Linked DNA regions of Homo sapiens: regions 1, 2, 3, 5, 6 and 7 are each linked to region 4. A link is a contact called in ENCODE Hi-C or POLR2A ChIA-PET data. All regions are on one chromosome and are shown on one strand. Each heading gives the region's core, a stretch centred on a gene start or an enhancer-like site at or near the end of the contact. The rest is flanking DNA. Distances are from core to core; before and after follow the strand shown. Region 1 has its middle 24 kb from the start of CARD11. Region 2 overlaps CARD11 (caspase recruitment domain family member 11). Region 3 overlaps FOXK1 (forkhead box K1). Region 4 overlaps SDK1 (sidekick cell adhesion molecule 1). Region 5 has its middle 40 kb from the start of FOXK1. Region 6 holds the start of FOXK1 (forkhead box K1). Region 7 overlaps LOC105375130 (a long non-coding RNA gene).

Evidence for each region. Hi-C counts contacts between places; a loop is a spot of excess contacts on that map. ChIA-PET counts read pairs that join two places held with the same protein, here RNA polymerase II (POLR2A). Pooled maps may share reads with other maps.
Region 1: a loop to region 4 is called in a pooled map, with 5 times the contacts of the local background. The contact joins two enhancer-like sites. A Hi-C loop is called at or near these places in 3 of 37 single-sample maps with no recorded cell type and 1 of 50 pooled maps.
Region 2: a map with no recorded cell type shows a loop between it and region 4 (17-fold over the local background). The contact joins two enhancer-like sites. A Hi-C loop is called at or near these places in 6 of 37 single-sample maps with no recorded cell type and 3 of 50 pooled maps.
Region 3: a loop to region 4 is called in a pooled map, with 7 times the contacts of the local background. The contact joins two enhancer-like sites. A Hi-C loop is called at or near these places in 2 of 37 single-sample maps with no recorded cell type and 4 of 50 pooled maps.
Region 5: a loop to region 4 is called in a pooled map, with 5 times the contacts of the local background. The contact joins two enhancer-like sites. A Hi-C loop is called at or near these places in 2 of 37 single-sample maps with no recorded cell type and 2 of 50 pooled maps.
Region 6: a loop to region 4 is called in a pooled map, with 23 times the contacts of the local background. The contact joins the promoter of FOXK1 here to the enhancer-like site in region 4. A Hi-C loop is called at or near these places in 3 of 37 single-sample maps with no recorded cell type and 3 of 50 pooled maps.
Region 7: a pooled map shows a loop between it and region 4 (6-fold over the local background). The contact joins two enhancer-like sites. A Hi-C loop is called at or near these places in 1 of 37 single-sample maps with no recorded cell type and 1 of 50 pooled maps. POLR2A ChIA-PET finds 5 or more read pairs at or near these places in 1 of 52 experiments (HCT116).

Annotation. Positions count from the first base shown.
Region 1 is chr7:3,065,754-3,069,078 of GRCh38, reverse strand. No RefSeq gene overlaps it. Among named protein-coding and RNA genes, the nearest start is that of CARD11, 24 kb to the right of the region's middle. RefSeq lists enhancers at 3,103-3,152, 3,193-3,272. Within about 2 kb of position 1,643, at least 5 of the 41 ENCODE cell types and tissues checked have a DNase peak (open chromatin) inside an H3K27ac peak, as active enhancers do.
Region 2 is chr7:2,976,875-2,980,510 of GRCh38, reverse strand. The region is part of intron 1 of CARD11 (caspase recruitment domain family member 11); the gene reads left to right. Among named protein-coding and RNA genes, the nearest start is that of CARD11-AS1, 35 kb to the right of the region's middle. RefSeq lists enhancers at 1-312, 228-317, 313-1,044 and a silencer at 1,778-1,867. Within about 2 kb of position 1,975, at least 6 of the 41 ENCODE cell types and tissues checked have a DNase peak (open chromatin) inside an H3K27ac peak, as active enhancers do.
Region 3 is chr7:4,743,966-4,747,758 of GRCh38, reverse strand. The region is part of intron 2 of FOXK1 (forkhead box K1); the gene reads right to left. Among named protein-coding and RNA genes, the nearest start is that of AP5Z1, 30 kb to the left of the region's middle. RefSeq lists silencers at 2,307-2,356, 2,467-2,566 and an enhancer at 3,257-3,306. Within about 2 kb of position 2,543, at least 41 of the 41 ENCODE cell types and tissues checked have a DNase peak (open chromatin) inside an H3K27ac peak, as active enhancers do.
Region 4 is chr7:3,953,790-3,957,463 of GRCh38, reverse strand. All of the region lies in intron 7 of SDK1 (sidekick cell adhesion molecule 1), which reads right to left. The region is part of intron 1 of LOC124901576 (a long non-coding RNA gene); the gene reads right to left. Among named protein-coding and RNA genes, the nearest start is that of SDK1-AS1, 600 kb to the right of the region's middle. Within about 2 kb of position 1,303, at least 2 of the 41 ENCODE cell types and tissues checked have a DNase peak (open chromatin) inside an H3K27ac peak, as active enhancers do.
Region 5 is chr7:4,640,229-4,643,767 of GRCh38, reverse strand. No RefSeq gene overlaps it. Among named protein-coding and RNA genes, the nearest start is that of FOXK1, 40 kb to the left of the region's middle. RefSeq lists silencers at 1,459-1,848, 1,949-2,148. Within about 2 kb of position 1,912, at least 36 of the 41 ENCODE cell types and tissues checked have a DNase peak (open chromatin) inside an H3K27ac peak, as active enhancers do.
Region 6 is chr7:4,680,145-4,683,544 of GRCh38, reverse strand. It overlaps FOXK1 (forkhead box K1), which reads right to left and starts at 1,250. Exons shown (of 9, transcript NM_001037165.2): 1 at 677-1,250. The coding sequence starts at 1,236. RefSeq lists enhancers at 1-393, 1,253-1,547, 1,749-2,249 and silencers at 950-1,019, 1,170-1,539.
Region 7 is chr7:3,091,081-3,094,538 of GRCh38, reverse strand. LOC105375130 (a long non-coding RNA gene) reads left to right here. Exons shown (of 2, transcript XR_007060191.1): 2 at 1-413. Among named protein-coding and RNA genes, the nearest start is that of CARD11, 49 kb to the right of the region's middle. Within about 2 kb of position 1,943, at least 9 of the 41 ENCODE cell types and tissues checked have a DNase peak (open chromatin) inside an H3K27ac peak, as active enhancers do.

The DNA.
Region 1 (3,325 bases), core at 394-2,893, 890 kb after region 4:
CTCTGTCTCTCTCTATCTTCTCCCCTTCTTATATAGAAACTCATCGTTAGATTTACAGCCAACCCTAAATCCAGAATGATTTCACCTTGAGATCCTTAACTAATTTTATCTGCAAAGACCCTATTTCCAAATACACTCACATTCTGAGTTTCCAGTAGACATGAATTTTTGGAGGATACTGTTTCACCCACTACAACTCATTTTTACAAATGAGGAAGCTGAGGTTGCCCATGGTCACAGAGCTTGTGGGTGATGGAAGTATGACTCTGGCCTAATTTTGTATGACATCAAAGCGTTGGAGCTGCTATATGTGGGTGGTAGAGATATTTAAAGCCTCTGAGAGAAGGCTTCTAATAAAAGTAGCTCAAGATAGGCCAGGCGCAATCTAGGCTTAATAAATATTTGTTGCGTAACTGAAATGAATATTCCCAGAGGACCCCACATTCCAGGCTCTAGACACAATGCATTTCTTTTTTATTTCTACGTAATGGGACACTCTGCCCTGGGAAATTGGGAAGAAGGCATGATCCAGCCAAGGTCAATTGTCCACAGTTTGTGCTTCTGTCTACTGCTGTTGTGCTTGGCATTAGAAAAACCCTCAGCCACAATAAATTTTATATTTTACTGCCTTTTTACCTGTTTCTCAAACAGTTTCAAGTACACTGGAGCATCTTTTATCCTTAATGGTCTGTTTTCCCAAAATTTATTTTTGGAAACCAATGAGTAAACAAAAGACACCAAACCCAGCTTGATACCAATAATCCTGAACCAAACAAATTAGATCTCCTTTTTAGTTTCTTTCCAATGCTTTAAAGGGCCTTATGAGTCATTAATTTGTTGGCTCTTGTAGAAGTATTTATGCAGGGCCATTAAGTAGCACAAACTGTGGAGGAAAATTGAGATGCTTTATGAATGTAGCCTCTGACCCCACCTGCCAATCTCCCTATAGGAGGAAAACACAGACAGGACTCTTGGCCTTGGGGGTCCCACTTCATTGTGGCCTGGTTTTCAATCCCCAGGCAATAATCTTCTCACCCTCATTCACATCTCTAGCCAAAAGCAGAAAATAAAACACAAGGGCAGAACTCTCAACTCTAGGGGGGGTGAAATCTGGGTCCCAGAGCAAAAATTAGTCACACCCCAAAAACTGATTTCTCCAAGCAGAAATGACAGATTCTCATCTCTGTCATATGGTCTGAGCCACAGTATAAGGCAATGCAGTTTTGACACCAGCCACCTGGACTTGGGTCACATTTCACAGGTTAAGGGCACAGTCTTCCACAAGACTGTCCTCCCTTCAGGCACCCACTGCAAGCGCCAGGGCTCCCAGGCCACCCACACTTCTGACAAACTGGCTACACATTCGGGGGCTCCCATTACTCTCTCAGGTTCAGTAACTCATAGACCAACTCAAAGCACTAAAAAAGCACTGTACTTTCTATAATTGTTTATTATAAAGGAACAACCCCCCCAAAAAAAACCCATGGGAGGGCCCAATTCACAAAGCTTCTGTGTCGCCCTCTGAGCACACAGAAGTATGACTCCCAACCCGGGGAGCTCAACTGAGTCTCATCATTCAGAGGTTTTTTTGTGGTTTCATTATGTAGGCATGATTGACTAGATAACTGGCCACATGATTGAACTCAATCTCCAGCAACCCCTCCACTCCCCAGACATCATCAGGCTGATGTCACTGGCCCAAAGTCCCAACTCTCTAATCACACAGTTGGTCTTTCTGGTGTGGCTGGCCACCATCCCGAGTCACCTTGTTAGCATAAACTCAGGCAATCCCATCACTCAGGAAATTCCAAGAATTAGAAGCTTCCTCCTAGGAACCAGAAACAAGGGTCAGACAAATGATTTATTACAGGACACACATATGTACAACAGGTAGGACTGAAATTAATGAAGTATCCTCTCTCTCCTCCTGTGAATAAAAATCTTCTGTCACTGGTCAGTTTTCTAGCTCATAAAAAGAAGGGATTCTTGCTTGCTGGGATCAAATTTATGGGACAGATGGGGAAGAGGGGAGAGGAGGCTGAGAGCAGGGGCTTGGGAAGGGGAGCAAGAAGTGAGGTCCTTTGGAGCTTTTGGGGTTGGAGATGGAAGGGGGTTTCAATAAATGTTCAGGAGGGCTTAAAATGGATTCTCTGGAATATGTTTGGCTTAAGAATGAAATTCATTTTAATTTCTTTTCATGGTGGACCTGTGCTTTTCAATACTTTTTTCCAGCAGAGACTGAGCTGGGAGGCTCATCCCCCTGGGATTTATCATTATTTCATCCTTGTCAATCTTCTTTTTCTAACAGTGAGCTTTTTTCTCTTTCTTTCTTTCTTTTTCTTTCTTTCATCCATCTTTCTTTCTTTTTCTTTCTTCTTTCTTTTTTTCTTTCTTCTTTCTTCTCCTTCCTTCCTTCCTTTCTTCCTTCTTTTCTCTCTCCCTTCTCTCTCTCTCTTTCTTTTTTTAGAAAGGGTCTTGCGCTGTCACCCAGGCTGCAGTACAGTGGCACAATCATAGCTCACTGCAGCCTCAAACTCCTGTGCTCAAGCAATTCTCCCTCCTCAGCCTCCCAACTAGCTGGGACTACAGGTCTACACCATCATGCCCCACTAATATTTTTGATTTTTTTATAGAGACGAGGTCTCACTATGTTGCCCAGGCTAGTCTCAAACTCCTGGCCTTAATTAATCCTCCTGCACGGCCTTCCAAAATGCTGGGTTACAGGCATGAGCCACTGTGCCAGGCAAGGGAGAAGACATTTGAAAGCACAGGTCCAAAGTTAAAAAAATTCAAATGAATTTCCTTCCTAAGCCATGTCTCTTCAAACATTCTATGACCAGCTCATCCATCCATGCCCCCTTTGCTGGCCGCCTTCCCTTCCCGTCTCACTTCCCATCTCTCCTGCCAGTGTTTCCTGGGATCCTTTCCCAAATAAACCACTTGCATGCGAAGATTTCCTGAGGAATAACTGAGATTCTATATCGAGGCCTCAGCACAGCGGGGGCACACAGGAAACCTCCTTAAATAACAAGTGCAATCATGTATTTCCACCTCTGCATGGGTGAAACTTAGAAGGGCTTCATGGAGACGTCACTGAGATCGGTATGGGAGGGAAAGGTGGGCGTTGTCCAGATAGAAGCTAGGGCTGCACCACGATGGTGGATGAAGTCACCAATGGAGGGGTGGGAAGGAAGGAGGAAAGAGCGCCACCTGGGGGCGGGAAAAAGAGCAGCCTGAGGAGTCGAAGAGTTGGCCAAGGTCATCAACAAGGAACAGAAATCGTTGCTCTCCTGAACTCCCCACCCTCAGCAGGAATAGACAATTC
Region 2 (3,636 bases), core at 726-3,225, 980 kb after region 4:
TTTCCCAACTGGCCGGTCCCGTGACTGAGGCCCGCGGGTGCAGCGCTGGTGAAGCCCTGTCCCTGGGGGGCTGCCATGGGACCCCCTCTCCCCAGCACCTGGCCCCCTTGTCCTGTCCGTGCCCATGTGTTTTCATGGCTTCATGCACACCTCTTTGCATCTCCTAATTTCCTAAACCAGATGTGGAGTCTCAGCAGCAGGTGCTGGGGCGACTGTCTCATGCCGTGGCTTGGATTGCACAGAGCTCCATGGATCCAGCCCGTAGACGCTCTCCATACATGCCCGGTGACCCACACAGGCCAGGATGCTCCCGTTGTCATGTGGCACTGGGTCTTATTTTCTTCTGACTGGGACAGTGCCAGGGGCCGGGGAGTGGGGCTCAGTGCGCAGAGTGTGTCTCAAGGCCTGAGTTGCCCGTGGCCCCCAGCTGGGTGGAGAGGAAGTGTGTACAGGGTCTGTTTCCAAAACGTGGGGCCTTGCAGCCTGGCCCTCCCCAGGTCTGGGAAGGGTTCGTGTTCCCCACCCCTCAACCCCGCAAGCACCTTCCAGACGGTTCCTCTGGGATCTCTTGAGATTGCAAATGCTAAGAAATGAGGCTGTGGCTCGCTGGTGTCCACCGGGGCACCAAAGGCCCAGCCCCTGCCCACAAACACCGGAGGACAAACCAGGCGACTGTGGGACAAGGAGCTTCCCAAAGAGACAGTAGGACTGGGGACCCCAAAGGGGAAGTTCCCCTCCCCCCGGGATCCCTGAAAGGGATCCGAGTAGATTCCTCAATTCCTGGTGAAACACTCGGGAATTTCTTAAGTCCTGCGGGCTTGAAGACCCTCGGCAGCCCCTTGGTAACTTTTGCTTGCAAGAGACTACAGCCTTTTTGGGGCTTCGCTGACTTAAGTGGTTTGAAAGCATCAGCTGGTCCTCAGAGACCTCCTTTAAAATGCAAAACAGAATAATAGGCTCTTAGTGTCTCTAGTTCACATACCGCGTAACGTCCGTCTGACAGCCCTGAGTGCAGAGATTTCGGGGTGACCCCCAGCCGTCACTGCCCGGCAGGTGGAGCCCCACCTGCAATATGCTCCTGTCACCTTAAATCCTGGCTTCCTAAGTGGGCTCCTTCATAGCTCCCTGCACACAGGGAAGAAGAGACAGATGATCAGAGAGCAGCCAGTTACCCCCTCTTCGATGCTAAGGAAACGCATTCTTAACAACCTCATGTCCATACTGATCGACCGTTTCTGGGTGCAGTTTTCACAGGTGCCTTATTTCATTATTGGTGATTGTATCATTTGGCACAAACGTAAGAAAGACTTCCCTGTTTGCATCTCATTTGTCGTCTTGCAGTTACACGGCGGGAGGGTACAGATGATCTCTGAGCCTGCAGAATCCCAGGGTCTTCTCACTGTTGCTGGGGAGCGTATTTCCGTCACCACTGTGGTGGGGGAGGCAGAAACCACTGGAAAAACGTGGCCTCATGTTTGCTGGTCTTGGATTGTAGTAGATAAAGTGCAAAGAAATGGCCACCCCAGGCTCCAAGCCCGACAAATTTATCTAAAGACGTTTTTACACAATAGAGGCATTAACAGAGAGGGTGGGGGCACACCACGAGAGTCTGCCCCCTTAGAAGAAGAAAAATCGGTGCATTTCGAGATGTGTTTGGCTCCTCTTACCTTGCACGGATAGGCGGAAAGTGTGAGTCTGAGTATTTGTAAGTTTCAAGATCACTGATGGGCTGGAAACAGGTGAGCCGGCCTCCGGGAAATTACCCAAGTTCTTCAGCAAGTTGCCTGCAGTCCTGGGAGCTCTCAGGAGAAGGGGCGTGACCAGAGCTGGTTGCAGCACCCCCACCCCCTGGCCGGACCGCCCTCTCGCTTTCTCAGCCTGCACCCGGTGCCCGCGCCACCCCCACCGTCTCCTCCCTCCGAGTTGCCGTTCTTCATTTCTCTTTCCTTTTCTCAGCTCTGCACCTGTGGGTACAACGTAAAACCCTGAGTTCTTGTTCCCTTTTCTGTCACAAGGCCTCTGTCCCGCCGTCCCCTCTTCTCCCACTCACCTCACCCTCTTTCTCCACCTCTGCTTCTATCTTGTCCTTTCCTTGACCCTGCCTCCTGTAAGTGCAGATCACAATGTCAGGAGATGGAGACCATCCTGGCCAACACGGTGAAACCCCGTCTCTACTAAAAATACAAAAATTAGGGCACGGTGGCGGGTGCCTGTAATCTCAGCTACTCAGGAGGCTGAGGCAGCAGAATCGCTTGAGCCCAGGAGGCAGAGGTTTTAGTGAGCCAAGATCGCGCCACTGCACTCCAGCCTGGCGACAGAGTGAGACTCTGTCTCAGAAAAAAAAAAAAAAGGCCAGGCACGGTGGCTTACGCCTGTAATCCCACCACTTTGGGAGGCCGAGGCAGGTGGATCGCGAGATCAGGAGATTGAGACCATCCTGGCTAACACGGTGAAACTCCGTCTCTACTAAAAATACAAAAAAATTAGCCAGGCATGGTGGTGCACGCCTGTAATCCCAGCTACTTGGGAGGCTGAGGCGAGAGAATCGCTTGAACCCGGGAGGCAGAGGTTGCAGTGAGCCAAGATCACGCCATTGCACTCCAGCCTGGCAACAGAGTGAGATCCATCTCAAAAAAAAAAAAGGCATTCCTGCAATTCCCACGTGGACTGTTGCCTCCCATGACAAGCACACGGCCTCCCTACAGCGCTCAAGTCCCAGCTTCCCCACAACCTGTCTCATCCCTTGGTGTCCCCTCCCCAAGACTGGGAAGTCTCAGGTCTTCACCAGAGATGATCAGAGCTTCCTGCCCAGGCTGTCTGGGGCTTGGAGTCACTGAGGGTTTGGGGCCTAGCCCCTGCTCACCTCGGCTCAAAAAATTGTAGCTGTTTTTATTTTAGTTTAGTTTATTTTTGAGACAGGGTCTTCCTCTGTCACCCAGGCTAGAGTGCAATGGTGTGATCATAGCTCACTGCAGCCTCAAACTCCTGGGTCAAGCAATCCTCCTGCCTCAGTCTCCTGAGTAGCTGAGACTACAGACATACCCCACCACGCCTGCCTAATCTTTTTATTTTTTTGCCCAGATGGGGTCTTGCTATGTTGCCCAGACTGGTCTCAGACTCCTGGGCTCAAGTAATCCTCCTGCCTCAGCCTCCCAAAGTGCTGGGACTACAGGTGTGAGCCACTGCACCCAGCCTGTTGCTATTTATTTATTGAGGTAAGATTCATATAACATAAAAGTCACCATTTTAAAATCAATAACCTGGTGGCGTCTAGTACATTCATAGTGCTATGTAACAACCACCTCTATCCAGCCCCAGGACAGTTTCATCACCCCAAAAGGAAACCTCATCCCCATTAATACCCACCCCCTCCTCCATCCCTGCCTCCCCCCAGTCCCTGGTACCCACGAACCTGCCTTCTGAATCTATGGATTTGCCTATTCTGGGCGTTTCATCTAAATGGCATCTTATGATGTGTGGCCTTTTGTGTCTGGCTTCTTTCACTGAGCTTAGTGTCTGCAAGGCTCATCTGTGCCACAGCAAGCAGCAATGCTTCTTCGTGCCTTTGTATGGATGAATAATATTCCATTCTATGGATAAGATGTCTTTTTTTTTTTTTTTTTTTTTTTGACAGTT
Region 3 (3,793 bases), core at 1,294-3,793, 790 kb before region 4:
CAGGAGTTCAGGACCAGCCTGGGCAAGACACCATCTCAACGAAAATAAAAAATGAGCTGGGTGTGTGTGGTGGTGGGTGCCTGTAGTCCTAGCTACTCAGGAGGCTGCAGTGGGAGGATCGCTTGAGCCCGGGAGGTTGAGGTTGCAGTGAGCTGTGACTGTGCCACTGCACTCCAGCCTGGGCAATAGAGTGAGACCCTGTCCCAAAAAACAAACAAACAAAAACAAAATCAACCCCCCAAACCCAAATTGGAACCAGCATTAAAAATAATAATTTAGAAAATAAAATTAACTTGTTTCTGAAGTGCACTTTGCCCTGGTGAGAATAACCAGCATGGTGGCTTCAACAGGAGCTGCTCTCATGTTAGGCATAGACCTCACAGAGCTGAGTGGGTGCTTGAGCGGAGAGGCGGCCCCGCAGCTAGGCAGGTTCCGGGGTCAGCTCCGTGTCTGCAGGCGCCTCCTGCTTCCCCTGAGGCTCATGGAACCCGGAAAGGGCTGTCCTCGTGCGTAACATGCCCGCACAGAAGCCATGCAACAGGCCTACTCCACACAAGCCGCTTGTCACCCGAGGCTGACCTGAGAAGTCGGGCGCTAGGACCCTCCGAGATTACAGGAAACGCGGGCGTGGGGATGTCCTTTCAACAGATTCGGACAAACACAAGGACTTCCCTACCAAGCTTCATTCCGAACTCCCAACACTTTAGCGCCAAAGTTGCCCCTCGAAGGGATCTAGGCAGGAGGGAAAAATAAAAGGAAGACAGAAAGTCCCAACCTTCCCATGTGGAGGAAACAATAGTTACTTCCCCAGAGTTCTCAGCTGGGAAAAGACATAAGAGGGTGTGGTGGGGTGGGGAGGGGCAGCAAGGCCTACAGGGACAGGGACAGGCAGACAAGGGAAGAGGGACCCTCACTGGATTTGCAAATGCTGGCACAGCCAGCCCAGATCAGCCAGGCAGGATTCCCGCTAGGGGTGATTCACACATTCGCACCACAATCCTCCTGCAGCCCTGCTGAAAACACACGGAAGGCTGCAGCCACAAACTTGTGTTTTTTAATTATTAATTTTTTGAGACAGGGTCTTGCTCTGTTGCCCAGGTTGGAGTGCAGTGGTGACATCATAGCTCGCCACAGCCTCCAACTGCTGGGCTCAAGCGATCCTCCTGCCTCAGCCTCCCGAGTAGCTGGGTCTAAAGACATGAGCCACTGCACCTGGCTAATTAGCAAAAAAATTTTTTTTTTTAGAGATGGGGGTCTCACTATGCTGCCCAGGCTTGTCTGGAACTCCTGGCCTCAAGCAATCCTCCTGCCTCAGCTTCCCAAAGTGCGTCACCACACCCAGCCAACCAGAAACTTTGAAAGAGATGAATCACCCTGCAGGAAGCTACCAAAGTTGTCAGAAAAAGGAGAGTATTTCTAACGTAGATCCAATAACCTCCAAACTCAAAAGACCTCTAACTTTACAAAACAACATAAACCAAGTTAGGACTGAATGTTATCTAGCAATAAGACAGAACTGTTTAAAAATCATGATTAAAAGGGAAAGATTTTGAAGTCAGTTGCTGCATTTTTACTGTATATTTACATACTGCTGACCTTCGCCGAATTGTACGAGTTACTTTCATTTTTGATCTCCACGTTGGAGAAATCAGGAAGAGCCTTAAGAGAAACAGCTCTTGAAGTCTTGCCCTCATGAGCAAAAACAGTCACTCTGTGCAATGTCCTTTCACTGAATTTCAGCAGTTTTCTTAAAACTCTACCTCTAAGGAACACTTTTTAGACTGGTGTCTGTCTGATGGAACCTAGAAAATGATTAACTACTTGAATTCTTTCATTAAATACTTTAATTCCTTCCTAAAAACACTTTTTTTTTTGAGATGGAGTCTCGCTCTGCCGCCCAGTCTGGAGTGGTGCAATCTTGGTTCACTGCAACCTCTGCCTCCTAGGTTCAAGCAATTCTCCTGCCTCAGCCTCCCAAGTAGCTTGGATTACACACCTGGCTCATTTTTGTATTTTCAGTAGAGATGGGGTTTCACAATGTTGACCAGGCTGGTCTCGAACTCCTGACCTCAGGTGATCCGCCTGCCTCAGCCTCCCAAAGTGCTGGGATTACAGGCCTGAGCCACCGGGCGCCTGGCCTGTAAAAATCCTTCTTTGCAAAAAGGAAAGAAAAGGTCAAACTTCTGCTAAAGATAGCAGAATTTATTTCAAAGAGAGTTCATTCATTTTCTGGGTGGAGTACTTCAGGGCAGAAAAAAATAAATCAGAAACACACACACACACACAAAACCACACACCCACACCCATACCCACCCACCCTGGGAAAAGGAGCGAGGGCCTGCGAGAAACGGAAAGGAAGGACGCAGGGTGGCGCGGGGGGCGGGGGCAGGGGCAGCTGATCAGGGAGGCTCCCCCAGGAAAAAGCCGCTCCCAAGCCACTCCCGACTCCTGGGAATGAGGGGCCCTGGGCGAGCCCGGCCTACACCGAGCCAGCCACTCCACGGCCAATGAGGACTGGCGAGGCGAATGCACACCAAATTAGGAAGGCAGGCACCGCGGGGGCGGGGCGGCACTGGGAGGGGACAGCCTTGCAGGCAGCCAGCTCTTCTGGCCTGGCCCCGCTCCCACCTCCCGATCTGTTAGGGAGCGCAGCCAGAGAGGAGGAGAGTGGGGAGGTGGCAGGGAAGGGCAGGGAGTGTTTGTAAACACGCCGGCTCCACCCTACAGCAGAAACTCAAACTGAAAAGTATCTTGGCAGGGAAAACCTCAAGGGCCTCTGAGGTTTCTAAACACTCAATTGAATTCCAGGGTGCTAAGATAAACGGATGTAAACAGAGAGGCTTTTATTGTAACAATGGAAGGCCAAAAAGCCAGACAGCCAGTCCCTAACTTACTACTTTCTCCGCACAGAATTCTCCCCAACAAGAATCCGGTCTTTGCACAGGGCGGTTTCAAAGAACAGGACTGGGCGGAAGGAGGGGAAAGGGGTGGCCCCCCACCTTCCTGGCTCCCGCAGCAAGAGCAGGGCAGGTGCAGGCCCAGGGAGCTGCTCGCACCCCCTGACGGGGACTCGCAGTCACAGGAGGCCGCCACCCAGCTTCTCAGAACAGCTCCAGCTGCAAGAGCTTCAGGTGCTCAGTACACAATTTCTTTACTCCCAGCTATAAAAAAGAATGAAATCTTGACCTGGGCAGCAACGCGATGGAGCTGGAGGCGCTTATCCCAAGTGAACCAACTCAGAAACAATACCGCACAGCGCCTGCTCTTGCTTACAAGCAGTGGCTGAACAGTGGGTACCCGGGAACAGGAAGATCGAAACAATGAGAAACTGGGACTCCTAAGCAGGGAGGCGGGAGAGGGCGAGGGGTGAAAGATGACCTACGGGGTACGCGGTTCACCCTTTAGGTAACGGGAACCCCAGAAGCGCAATCCCCACCAGTAATATACCCATGTCACAAATATGCACGTGTACCCCCTGAAGCTAAGATAAAATAAAAATAAACAGTATTTTCCCTGCCGTAATTTAAAACACAGGTATCACTTAACTCCTTCGCAAACCACAACCTCTCTTGTAATAAAAGCGACTTTACTATGCAAATTTGGATTAACACTGGGAAATAGTTTTATTTTTTTAAGCCCCCTCCCGGAGCAAACCAAAACATTTTTCTTTCTTTCAATACGGTGAAACCCCATCTCTACTAAAAACACACAAAAATTAGCCGGGCGTGGTGGCATGTGCCTGTATTCCCACCTACTCTCAAGGCTGAGACAGGGGAATTGCTTGAACCAGGGA
Region 4 (3,674 bases), core at 54-2,553:
GTCCGTGCAGTTGTGAGAAGTAACACTGTAACACTGAAAGAGCTCATGGACCCTTCACTCGGCTTCCCGCAATGGTAACATCTTGCAAAAAACGATAGCATAACATCATGATCAGGATACTGCTACTGATACAATCAACCTAATTTATCCAGCTCTTGCCAGTGTTTCCTGCGCTCAAGTGTGCGTGAAAAGACGGCACATGCACGTCCCATGCAACATTATTACGTGTGTAGGTCCACGTGTCCATCAGCACAAGGGTGTTGCCTTCCATGACCAGGAGCACCCCAAACCCCCACCCCTCACAACCACTAATCCGTTCTCTGTTTCTGTAGGTTTGTCATTTCAAGAACGTTACAGAAAGGAGGTCATCGAGTGTAACTTTTGCAACTATTTTTTTCACTCTTCATGGTTCCCTTGAGATTCACCCAAGATGACCTGTGCTTTGATGATACAAAATCCATAGATAACAATGGTCGGCACCTACGGGCCCAGGGTGCCTTCCCTGAGGTACTGATTACCGTTGTCGCCTGGTACAGTCCCCCGAGGCTTCCCTCGAGTGCCAGGAAGGGACCTCGCTGGGGTCAGGGAGACGGGCACTCCACACAGTGACCCGAAGCTGGCTTGGCTGAGCAAGTGCATGGCTCTGGGGACCTCCAGGCCCAGACGATGCTGCTCCTCTCCAAGTGGTGACCTCTCTCCACCCTAGCCAGGGACCATCTGTGTTTGGCACACAGCATGCCACCTGGTGAGAAAACTCATCCCACTCCACACTCTCCATAGTACTGTGGCATGGGCAAGGTCTGGGGGGCAGCCTGCCACCGCCTGCAGGGGCCAATGTCCTGGGCAGTTTTAGTAGCTCAGTGCTAGGCATGGGTGGAAAACATCTGGCTGTTCATTGTGGATGCTCTTAGCTTGTTCTGGAAAGCCTTCCAGGTCGCTGTGCCTGGGGAGCAGGTGCAGAGCTGCCCATGCCCTGCGTGGCCTCTGAGCTTCCCTTAGTACTTCCCCACCGTGTGAGGGTACGAGTTCTCTCCCTGCCAACCCTTCCTAGTATTCTAACCCAGCGGCTGCTCAGATGGAGTTTCTCCCCATTTCCAGCTACGGTTTTACACACAGTCTGCTCTAAGGCAAAGAACCGGAGGAAATGCCAAGCCTATGGACCGTGAAAAGCCCGTGAGTTAAACACTGGGGAAAACCCATTGTAAATGAGTCATCCTGTGCATAGACTCTCAACCACTTACTCTTCAGAGGGCAAGAGGGCGAGGGCATGTCTTAGCCTGTCAGTGGCAACTGTGTCTAGAAAGGGTACTCTGCCAACATGGGTCCACCCTGGACTTCTGAAAATTGATCCTGACTGCAGCCAACAAAACAGGGGATGGAAACAAACACTTCTCCCTCTTTTGAAACAATATGAAGACATCAGGGAAAGGTTCTCATGCCCTGTGTGAAGTCAGGGTGTTAGGAAAAGGCCAGCTCAGATTTTCCGCCTTCCACATGGCCCAGAGCCCATGGCAGCTGCCTCCAGGGGCAGCGCAAGCTTCTAGCTCCCCAGTCTCAGGAGAGGAGGTGGGGAGACCTCCCAGACTGCCCCCAAACCAAGGGCCTCTGTCAAATGACCTCACTCTCCAAAATGCCAGTGTGACAAAGTGCAGGCTCAGGCCCAATGGAGGCAACCGCAGTGGAGAAGGACCCCCCAACAACACCATGCATTTTTCCTGCTCTCCCATCCCCAATGCTGCTGGGATTTGGCTTCTGAGTTGCAAAGCTTCTTCTGTGTAGGGATCACTGCAAGATCCAAAGATGTTTCCTGCGCTGCCTCCCTGTTCCTTCCAGGTCGCCCCTCTCAGGGAGCAGCATGTCCCACGCATGCCCTCGGCTGGCCTGCACTGCACGCTAGTCCACCGAGGTGGACAGAACGGCTCCCGGAGGTGTCCACACCCACACCTCTGGAATCTATGAATATGCTGTCTCACTTGGCAAGAGGGACTCTGCAGGTGGGATTAGGTATCCCACCTTAAAATAGGGAGACTCTCTTGGATTCGCTGGGTGGGCCCAATTTAATCATGTGAGCCCCTAAAAGGAGAGGACTTTCTGCAGCTGGAGGCACAGGGGACAGCAGAGAGCTTCCATGTGTGACAAGAACTCAGCCGCAGCTGCTGGCTCTGGAGATGAGCCAGGGATGCAGGGGACTCTGGAACCTGAGGGGACCCCTGGCCAGGAGCCAGCCCCCAAGCCACAAGCACTGAATTCCATGAACAACTTGAAGGGGCTGGCAGCAGATGCCCCACCAGGTAAAGAGTCCATCCCAGTGAAAACTCGCCGTCCGAGTTTCCGAGCCATCGTGCTCAGCAGGAGCAGGGCACATGTGGGAGCAGCTGGCTTCGTGTGTGATGAGGAGACCGTGGAGAAGGCGTGGCTCGGAGGGAAGATGCATCTCACAGGCACTAAGGTGCTGCAGTCAGAGGTAAGGGGCATCCTTGTCTTACCCCAAGGAAAAAAAAAATGGTTTCATAGGTGGTGAGGCACATCCTGATTCCAGAGACACTAAACATGAAAAATGTGTGTCACATAACTGATTATTGGTAAATAGCGAGTGCAATGGGACATATAGGATAATAGAGTTATGCCAACAGCAACTAAAGCCACTATTTCAGAGCCTCTGTGACAGACATTTTTGCATTTAACCTTCACAATATGAGCTGGTACCATCTACATCCATCTCCATTTTATGGATGTGGAAACTGAGGCCAACACTCATTCAAGCCCATGAATGGTGCAGTGTAGAGGGTGTAGAAGGGAGGTGGGACGGAAGCGGAGGGTGTAGAGGGGAGGCCAGAGGGGAAGGTGTAGAGGGGAGGTGGGAACGGAGGGCGGAGAGTATAGAGGGGAGGCGGGAAGGGAGGGTGTTGAGGGGAGGTTGTAAAGGGGAGGTGGGAGGGGAGAGGAGGGTGTAGAGGAGAAGCAGGAGGGGAGGGGGGAGGGTGGAGGGCGTAGAGGGGAGGCAGGAGGGGAGGGGAGGGTGTAGAGGGGAGGCAGGAGGGGAGGGTGGAGGGTGTAGAGGGGAGGCAGGAGGGGAGGGTGTAGAGGGGAGGCAGGAGGGGAGGGGAGGGTGTAGAGGGGAGGCAGGAGGGGAGGGGAGGGTGTAGAGGGGAGGCAGGAGGGGAGGCTGTAGAGTGTAGAGGTGATGCGGGAGAGGAGGGTGTAGAGGGGAGGCAGGAGGGGAGGGTGGAGGGCGTAGAGGGGCTGCTCCACAGGACTGGGCAGCCAGTGGCGGGGTGGTGCCTGGAAGCCGACCTCTGTGCTCTCATTCAAGCCACAGAAATTAAGCAACATAGACAGGCAGGTGGGCAAACAGCCCAACTAGCCTGTCCTGTGTCATCAGTATAAAATACAAGTAATAGGAGCCCATTTGTTTCTCTGTCTTTGGCCTGTGTGCTCCTACGGGTGGCCCTTTTGACAGGTACATGGTGACAGCCCTGTGAAACCAATAATGCTCGGCCACAGGGCGTGGGATTATAATCTCATCCAAATCCCTCGGAATTGACACAGACACTCTCTTCAGGGTTTTTGCAGTGTGCGCCAACCACAAAAATCCTACCTGCTACAGCAAATTCTTATGAATAAAAGGGGATTTAACTCAACATCATAAAGAAGTGAAGTGTGTTTGTGTACCT
Region 5 (3,539 bases), core at 663-3,162, 690 kb before region 4:
CCAAAGTGCTGGGATTACAGGCGTGAGCCACCGCGCCCGGCCTACCTTCTCTTTTCTACGTTTAGATACGTAAATACTTACCATTGTGTTACAATTGCTCATAGTATTCAGCACATTAACATGCTGTTAAAGGTTTGTAGCTTAAGAGCAACAGGCTGTACCATCCAGGTTTGTGGAATTACACACTATGATGTTCACACAAGGATGAAATTGCCTAACAATGTATTTCTCAGAAGGTATCCCCTTTCCCAAGCGATGCATGACTGTATTTAAGATGCGCTGGCAGCGGTGGCTCAGACCTGTAATCCGAGCACTTTGGGAGGCTGAGGTGGGAGGATTGCTTGAGGCCAGGCGTTTGAAACCAGCCTGCGCAATACAGTGAGACTCGTTTCTACAAAAATAAAAAATAAAATAATAAAGGATATTGCTGAGCTGGGTGTGGTGACTCATGCCTGTAATCTCAGCACTTTGGGAGGCTAAGGTGGGAGGATTACTTGAAGCCAGGAGTTCGAAACCAGCCTGGGTAACATGGCAAAACCCTGTCTCCTATAAAGTACATTAATACAAAAATTAGCTGGGCATGGAGGCTCGCGCCTGTAATCCCGGCTACTCGGGAGACTGAAGCAGGAGAATCACTTGACCCCGGAGGCTGAGGCTGCAGTGAGTCATGGCTGTGCCACTGCACTCGAGCCTGGGCAACAGAGTAAGACCCTGTCTCAAGAAAAAAAAAATGTCCCTGGAGTAGATAACTTGAGGAACACTAATTTTACCGAAACAACCGACAATGGCAATGCAATTCTGAGCCTTTGCTATAAAATGGCAGAAAAAGTCAGGAGGAAGTTTGCGTATGTTATTTTTCCCTGCCACTTGCTTTTTAGTCTTTGCAAACCTTTCTCAAATCCTTTTAGAACACGGTATGACATTTCTTTCTGTTTTTAAGCAACAACTATAAGAACTACCACTGACTGAGTGCTTAGGTAACGCCCAATATATTTCACGTAGAATCTCATCAACAGGCCGGGCACCATGGCTCACGCCTGTAATCCTAGCACTTCAGGAGGCTGAGGCGGACGGATGGATTGAGCCCAGGAGTTTGAGACCAGCCTGGGTAACATAGGGAGACCCCTCTTCTCCAAAAAACAACAAACTCTCATAAATCTGTAAGAGGTGACATAGTAAAAACTCTGAAACAACACTCTTTTAATATTTTATCAATTTCCTCCCCATTCGTTTATTTATTTATGCAGCCACTGACCCAGGCATGGTCATCCCTGCTGGGGGCGGACACAGCCCGCGCCCCCAGGTTCGAGGACACCCAATGTTTAGAAAACGGACCCTGCGAATCCCACCGGCCCCACGTGGACTCTCGGAGGCTCCCTCCTCCCTTTGGAGCATTGAAGAACGCGCACAAATCCAGCTTCCACCCGTCACTCGCGCACCCGACATTGGGCAGGCGACCCCACCGCCCCGGAACATCCCGGCGCAGCCGTCGCGAGGAGGCAACCGACCCCGCCGCGCCACCGGAAGGCGCCTCGCGGCGAGTTGTGCGCACGCGCAATGTGCAACGCCGCGCCGCCAGCGGGCGCTGCGGCCAGGCTCGCGTGGTGGGGGAGGGGAGCTGCCGCGCCGGGGCCGGACCACGTGCGCACCACGTGGCGCCCCGGCAGCCCCGGTGCGCAGTAGGGCGGTCCGGCTGGCCACGCTGCGCAGCCAGCAGTCCCCGAGGGTGGCGGGGCCGGTCTCACAGCCGGCGACCCCGCGCCCGCTGACCTCTGACCTCCGACCCCACTCCCCTTAGGGTTACCCCTCGCCGGCAGCCGCGCCGTGTGTTTATAAACAGAGCTCCCGGCGGGCCCCAAAGCCCGGATCGGCGGATTCACGCGAGGGGAACGGAGCCTTCCGCAAGTCTGCGCCGGCCGCGCATGCGCCTTAAGGTTGCGCCACGCTGCTCCTCCTGCGCTTGCGCAGTGGCGGCGCAGGGCGGGCCGCGAGCAGGGCCCGGGGCGGGGCCGGGCTCTGTGGCCGGGCAGGGGAGGGGCGCGGAGAGGCGCCCTCGCCCTTCCCAGCCCTGCTCCTCGCCTTGCGGAGGGTTCACCTGCTGCGTGTCCTTGCGCAGGCCGGCCACTGGCCTCTGAGCCCGGGCTCTCGCCTGCAAAGTGGGGCCTCTGTGGGTGGTCGTGGAGGTGCAGTGGTGACCTGGATGGAGGGCGGCATCGGGCCCCGCAGTGCCCCCTTGGGCAGCTGCACCCAGCAGCTAAGAGGCCCCCTCGAGACACATCAGTCCTAGGGAGGAGCATACCATGCAGTACGATTTAGCCTTAAAATGGGTGGAGTGCAGTTTATGTTGTGTATATCTATATATCTCTAATTTAAAATTTTTACTTTTATTTTTCAGACAGGGTCTTGTTCTGTTGCCCAGGCTGGAGTGCAATGGTGGCATTACAGCTCACTGCAGTCTCCACCTCCCGGACTCAGGCGTTCCTCCTACCTCAGCCTCCCAAATAGCTGAGACCACAGGCAGGCATCACCACACCCAGCTAATTTTTTTTTTCTTTTTTGAGACGCAGTCTTGCTTTGTTGCCCAGGCTGGAGTGCAGTGGTACGATCTCGGCTGACTGCAGCCTCTGCCTCACGGGTTCAAGCGATTCTCCTGCCTCAGCCTCCTGAGGAGCTAGGATTACAGGCGTGCACTAACACGCCCAGCTAATTTTTTTGTATTTTTAGTAGAGACGGGGTTTCACCATGTTGGCCAGGCTAATCTCGAACTTCTGACCTCAGGTGATCTGCCTGCCTCGGCCTCCCAAAGTGCTGGGATTATAGGCGTAAGCCACCGTGCCTGGCTATGTTTTTTTCTATTTTTGGCAGAGATTAGGTCTTGCTATGTTGCCCAGGCTGGTCTTGAACACCTGGGCTTAAGCGATCTTCTCACCTTAGCCTCCCAAAGTTTTGGGATTACAGATGTGAGCCACCTTGCCTGACCTATATTTTTAATTTAAAAATTTTTAATTGTTAATTTTTATGGGTACATAGTAGGTGTATAGATTTATGGGACACATGAGATCTTTGTATTATAATTACATTAGGGTAAATGGGGTTTCCATCACCCCCAGCATTCATCATTTCTGTGTGATGAACATTCCAATTGCACTCTCTTGGTTATTCTAAAATGTACAGCAAATTAGTGCTGACTGTGGTCACCCTGCTGTGCTAGAAAATTCTAGATCTTACTTATGTATCTAACTATATTTTTGTACCCAGCAACCATCCCCTTTTCCTAGTCCCCCCCACTACCCTAATGTTTTGTATATTTTATCACAACTTTATTTTATTATTATTATTTTTTGAGACAGAGTTTCGCTGTGTTGCCCAGGCTGAAGTGCAGTGGCCTGATCTCAGCTCACTGCAACCTCTGCCCCCTGGGTTCAAGCGATTCCCATGTCTCAGCGTCCCAAGGAGCTGGATTACAGGCCACGCGAGGCTAATTTTGGTATTTTTAGTAGAGACAGGGTTTCACCATCTTGGCCAGGCTGGTCTTGAAC
Region 6 (3,400 bases), core at 1-2,500, 730 kb before region 4:
CAGGCAGCAGGGACTGGGGTCAAGGTGACCTCAGTAACCCAGCTGGGTGGAGCTGGGGTGGGAGTGGCCCTGCGAGCCCAGGCTTGTGGGGTTAGCGGTCAGGGGTGACTCCGGGGGGGCCTAGGAAGTGGGGGTCGCGGTTAACCTTGCGTGTTTAGGCAGGGTAGGGACGTAGATGACCCCAGGGATCCAGGCCAGTGGGAGTTCAGAATGACCCCGGAGTCCAGGCCGATGGGAGCTGGGGAGCAGCAGGGATCTGGGTCAGGGGTCTAAGAGGCCCAGCCAGATGGGCTTGGGGTATGGGTGGCTCCAGGAGCCCAGGCCGGTGGGAGATGAGGTCAGGGGTGACCCCAGGAGCCGCAAGGTGTGGGTCAGGGCTGACCCCAGAGTCCAGGCCGGTGGGGGTCGGGGGCGACGGGGTATCCAGACCGGGGAAAGTGGAGGAGATCCTCAGGCTGGAGCCTCCAGGATCGGGGTCGGGGTGATCCTAGGGAGCCAGGAGGCGGGGGTCGGGGTTGACCCCGGAGTCCAGGCCGGTCGGGGGTTACCGGGGGTGGGCCGGGGGGTGGGGGTCGAGGCCGAGGAAGCTGGAGGGGGATCCCCAGGCCCGGGCCTCAGAGATCGAGGTCGTGGGCGAGCCCCGGGTGCGGGCGGCGGGGGTCGCGGGGCCACTCACTGCTTGGGCAGCTGCAGGGCGGGCGCGCCGCGTCTCTGGAAGGCCCCGTCCACGAAGACGCCGTTCTTGCCGAGGCAGCGCAGGTAGAAGTGCGGCTCCTGGAAGCTGAGCTGCAGGTGGCGCCGCGAGATGAAGCTGGACAGGCCCATGCTCAAGTCCACCGAGCCCTGCGACGAGTTGCGGCCGATGGTGACGCTGGGCTGGCGCATGAGGAACTCGAACTCGCGGCCCTCCAGCCGCGCCAGCGCCGGCCCCGGGCTCTGCCGTACCGAGGCGGCCGCCGCGGCCACCAGGGCCGGCGCCGCGCCCGCGACCGCGGAGTCCCCGGATACCCCGGAGGAGCCCCCGGAGGAGCCCGCGCCCGCGATCGCGCCCGGAGGCAGCGGCGGTGGCGGCGGCGGCGGCGGCCCGGGCGGAGGCTGGGGCTGCGCGGGGGCCGGCGGGGGTGCGGCCGCGGGGAAGGCGGCGGCGGCGGCTGCGGCGCACAGCACTGGGCTGCAGGGCGCCGAGCGCAGCGCGAGCAGGGCGCGGGCGCCGCTGTCCTCGCCGACTTCGGCCATGTTCGCGCGGCTCCGAGCGGCCTCCGGCGGCGGCGGCTGCAGCGGCGGCGCGGGGGGCGGGGAGGTCGGGGCGCTGGGCGGGCGCGGAAACCCGGGCCAGATCGCGCCGGCGCGGAGCGGAGCCTCCCAGCCCACCGTGCGCCTCGCCTCGCCCGCCCGCCGGTCCCGCCCAGCGTAGCCCACGTGGCGCGCGCCAGCGCGGGGCTGGGGGCGAGGCCTGTGCCGGGAGGGCCGGCGGGCCCCCGGGAGAGCTGGGCCCGGCGCACCTCGTCCCCTCCCCGCGGGGCTGCAGGCGGCGGGCGCCCTTTCCTCCATCCAGGGGGAAGAGGGGACCCCTGAAATGCCCAGCCACAAAGTTTTGAGCCTGGGTCATTGGAGAAAGGGACGGATGACCTCAGCAGTCTCCCCGCCCCAGACACTCCAGGCCCCCAACCCTAAAGTGTAAGATAGACAGAAGATAAAATATATGTGTATTATATACAATACATATGTTTATATTCTAACCTCGCTCTGTCGCCCAGGCTGCAGTGCGGTGGCAAAATCATAGCTCACTGCAGCTTCCACCTCCTGTGCCCAAGTCACCCTCCTGCCTCTGCCTCACAAGTGCCACCACGCCCAGCTAATTTTTTTACTTCTTATAGAGACAGGGTCTTGCTATGTTGGCCAGGCTGGTCTCAAACTCCTGGTCTCAAGTGATCTATCTATCTCGACCTCCCAAAGCACTGGGATTACCCGTGTGAGCCACAGTGCCAGGCCTGATCATTCTTAAGCCCTCAGATTAAAGGTCATCATACTCTACTGTAACTGAAGACCACTTGAGATCCATCCCTGAATCCCTGATCCATCCTTCCTTCCTTCTTTCCTTCCTTCCTTCCTTCCCTTCCTTCCCTTCATTCCTTCCCTTCCCTTCATTCCTTCCTTCCCTCCCTTCTTTCCTTCCTTCCTTCCTTCCCTTCCTCCCTCCCTTCCCTTCCTCTCCTTCTTTCCCTTCCCTTCCTTCCTTTCCTTCCTTCCTTCCCTCCCTCTCTTCCTTCCTCCCTCCCTTTCCTTCCTTCCTTTCCTTTCCTTCCTTCCTTTCCTTCCTTCCTTCCCTCCCTCCCTTCTTTCCTTCCTTCCTTCCCTTCCTCCCTCCCTTCCCTTCCTCTCCTTCCTTCCCTTCCCTTCCTTCCTTTCCTTCCCTTCCTTCCTTTCCTTTCCTTCCTTCCTTCCTTTCCTTCCTTCCCTCCCTCCCTTCCTCCCTCCATTTCCTTCCTTCCTTTCCTTCCTTCCTTCCTTCCTCCTTTCCTTCCTTCCTTCCTTTCTTTCTTCCCTTCCTTCCTTCCTTCTTTTTTTTTTTTTTTGAGACGGAGTTTCGCTCTTGTTGCCCAGGCTGTAGTGCAATGGCGCAATCTCGACTCAACGCAACCTCCACCCCCTGGATTCAAGCAATTCTCCTGCCTCAGCCTCCCAAGTAGCTGGGATTACAGTCATGTACCACCAGGCCCGGCTCATTTTGTATTTTTTTAGTAGAGATGGGGTTTCTCCGTGTTGGTCAGACTAGTCCTGAAAACCCGACCTCAGGTGATCTGCCCGCCTCAGCCTCCCAAAGTCCTGGGATTACAGGCGGGAGCCACCGTGCCCGGCCGCCTGCCTGCCTTCCTTCCTTCCTTCCTTCCTTCCTTCCTTCCTTCCTTCCTTCCTTCCTTCCTTTCTTTCCCTCCCTCCCTCCCTTCCTTCCTTCTCTCTCTTTCTTGTCTTTTTCTTTTGAGACAGGGTCTCACTCTGTCACCCAGGCTGGAGTGCAGTGGTACAATCATAGCTCACTGCAGCCTCAACCTTCAGGGCTCAGGTGATTTTCCCACCTCACCCTCCCAAGTAGCTGGGACTATGAGCCACCATGCCCGACTAATTTTTAATTTTTTTTTTTTTTAAGGCAGAGTCTTAATCTGTCACCCAGGCTGGAGTGTAATGGTGCAGTCTCGGCTCACTGCAACCGATTCTCCTGCCTCAGCCTCCCAAGTCGCTGGGATTACAGGCATCTGCCACCACACCCAGCTAATTTTTGTATTTTTAGTAGAGACGGGGTTTCAACCATGTTGGTGAAGCTGGTCTCAAACTCCTGACCTCAGGTGATCCACCTGCCTCGACCTCCTAAAGTGCTGGGGCTGCAGGCGGGAGCCGCCTC
Region 7 (3,458 bases), core at 694-3,193, 860 kb after region 4:
TTGCCCGCCTCCTTCTGGTTTCCAGTCCCGGGGGGTAATTGATGTCTTAGTGCACACAGAGCCGGACCATGGAGCTAAGTAGATATGGGTTTCCAACTCATCCCGGCCACTTCCCAGGGGCATGTCCAGGGGCAAGTTAGTAACTCTCTTGAACCTCAGTTTCCTCATCTGCAGAGTGTGGATCATCACAAACCTACCTTCTGGGGTTGCTAGGGGATTAAAGGAGATAAGGAGCATAGCAGGGCTGGCCCTGTGCCTGCCTGGAGTGGGCACCAAGCTGACTTCGCTGGGGCTCTCCCGGCCCCACATACCTGCAATGGTTTTGCCTTTGGCTCGATGTCTGAAGCCTTTGCATTTCTGAAGGGAGTGATGTAAATCAAGCCATGCTTATGATTAAAAACATCCAACGTTCAGCTCAGTTGTTTGTCCTATTTTGGCAACATCCTATTCTTTTGTTGTTGCTGTTTTTGAGATAGGATCTTGCTCTGGGGCCCAGACTGGAGTGCAGTGGTACAATCATGGCTCACTGCAGCCTCAACCTCCTGGGCTCAAGTGATCCTCCTGCCTCAGCCTCCCGAGTAGCTGGGACTATAGGTGTTCACCACCATGCCTGGCTAGTTTTTTAATTTTAATAGAGATGAGGTCTCATTATGTTACCCAGACTGATTTCAAACACCCAGGCTCAAGTGATCCTCCCACCTCAGCCTTCCAAAGTGCTGCCATTACAGGTATGAGCCACCACACCTGGCCAACCTTCTCCTCTTATCTGTGGGAAACCTTGGGGCATTACTGAAGAAAAAATTGTGATGTCCAAATCCTGCACTGTACCCCAGTGCAAGGTGGTAGGTGTTGAAGTAGAAAATGATAAGACGTAAATCGTCAGCAAAAGCCAAAGAGAGAGGTAAAAAATGTATGAGCACTAAATGAATTGATTTTCATAAAATTAGCGTTATACTGTATAATAATGTTTCCCAATATAAAGTCTTTTTCATATTAATATTTATAACATTGTAAAGATTAAATCATACCTTTGTGATTATTTTAATTTTTTTTAACCTTATTCTGTTCCAAAGATAAAGCTTGGTTGTGTTTTTTGTGTGTGTGGGGGGGGGGTTTGGGTTTTTTTTGGCCTTTATCTTTAGAATGTTCTAGTGACATTCTGAATTCTTCCAACAGGGCGATATTGTTATTTTAATAATGGTTATGCACAACACATATAGGAATCTGTCATGGAGTTGGTGGGAATGAAAAGGCTACTTAGATACCCAGCTTGAAAAGCTTTCATGTTTTTATGTTTAATTTGCAACAATCTTCCTTCTTTGCACAGGAGGTGATACATTACTGAAATAGGAGATCAGGCCAGGTGCGGTGCCTCACGCCTATAATCCCCACACTTTGGGCAGCCAACGTGGGAGGATCACTTGAGCTTCAGAGTTTGAGACCAGCCTGAGCCACATAGCAAGACCCCCCTTTTCTACAAAAAAAAAAAAAAAAATTAAAAATTAGCCGAGCATGGTGGCATGCATCTGTGGTCTCAGCTACTCAGGAGGCTAAGGCAGGAGGATTGCTTGAGCCCGGGAGGTAGAGGCTGCAGTGAGCTATGATTGAACCACTGCACTCCAGCGTGGGCAACAGAGCAAGACCTTGCTCTAAAAAATTAAAAAAAAAAAAATAGGAAGGAAGAAAATAGGAAATCAACCAATGCAGCTCTCACCACCTCCTACATCCGGTTCTGGGGTTCTGGGTGGTGGGGCGCCTGCGTCCTGCTGTAGGGTCAGGACAAACAGGCATGGCTGCACAGCTGTGCTCCCCCTGGCTGGCTCCCGCAGGCTCCCAATGCCTTTGGGAGGTCAGCCTCTCAAGCTGAGTGCCCAGAAACTACACAAACCCCAACAGGCCGTGCAGGAAATGAGACCCACAGCCACGTCACCAGCCTCATTTTTGCAAGCTGATGGAGGTGGGGAAACCCTACCCTTCTTCCTTTAGCAGCAATAGCTTTTCTTTTTTTTTTTTTTATCATGCTTTTTTTTTCATACTTACCAATATTTTTAAGTTTGAGCTTCATTTCAAATTTTTGACCTGAGTAATGATGCCATGCACACAGTTTGCCCAATCTTTCCCCAGCTACCTCTTGGGTCCTATATTAGTATGCTGGGCCTGCCACGACAAAGTACCACAAACAGGGCAACTTAAACAACAGAAATGTATGGCCTCATGGGGCTGGAGGCCAGAGGTCCAAGATCAAGGTGTTGGTAGGGTTGGTTCCTTCTGGGGGCAGAGAACCTGCCCCAGGCCTCTCCCCAGCTCCCGGTGGTTCTCCACAATCTGCAGTGATCCTCGACTTGTAGACGCATCCCTCTGATCTCCACCTTCATCCTCACGTGTGCTCTCCTGTGTGTCTGTGTCCAAATTTCCCTTTTCATGAAGACACTAGTCATCTTGGTTTAGGGCCCACCCTAAGAACCTCATCTTGACTTGATTATCTGCAAAGACCCTGTTTCCAAATAAGATGGCATTTGCAGGCATTGGGGGTTAGGACATGATCTTTTGGAGGTTTAACATCGTTTGTGGGGACATGATTTAGCCCTGACAGGCGCCCTCCTTGCCTGGGTCTCTTCCGTCACCACCCAGTGCAGGCCGTGAGCTCGCTCCATCTGACTTAGAGAGCCCATCCCCTCCTCCACTCTGTACTGTCTCTGATCCCTTCTCCTGCCGGAGGGTGGAGGGGTGGGTGCCCCAGGAAGCAGACTCAGAGAGGGAGGAGACTGTGCAGGAGATCTGTCAAGGGGTTCTCTTAGGACTGGCATCCGGGGAAGGGAAAAGTACAGAATTAGGCAGGAAGGATATTGAGCTTTGAGGCAGCCTCCGTGAAGGCTTCAGACAACCCTGAAGGGAATCTGGAAATGGGGTGGGGAGACCCTCAGAGCTGAGTCTGGGCCTTTTTACCCCTCGTTGATCATGCATCAGCTGCTGGCTGTCCTGGAATGGAGTATGCCTCAGAGCCAGCACGTTCCCCACAGCCACTATCCCTGAAGGATGGGGAGCCGGGACTTTCTGCCAGCAGCCCTCCCACCACCCAGGGACTAGGCCTTCATTTCTGCAGGGCCATGTGGTGGGGGCAGTCCAGCCCCCTGCGAGCAGCCAGGGTGGCCTTTATTTTTATTTTTTTAAGATAGGGTTTCTCTCTTGTCGCCCAGGCTGGAGTGCAGGGGCAGGATTGTAGCTCACTGAAGCCTTGAACTCCCGGGTTCAAGCAATTCTCCCACCTCAGCCTCCTGAGTAGCTGGGACTACAGGTGTGTACCTTCACGCCTGGCTAATTATTTTTTGTAGAGCTGGGGTCTCACTGTTTTGCCCAGACTGTTCTCGAACTCATGGCCTCAAGTGATTCTCCTGACTCAGCTTCCCAAAGTGCTGGGATTACAGGCATGAGCCACCAGGCATGCCCCAGCTGGTCTT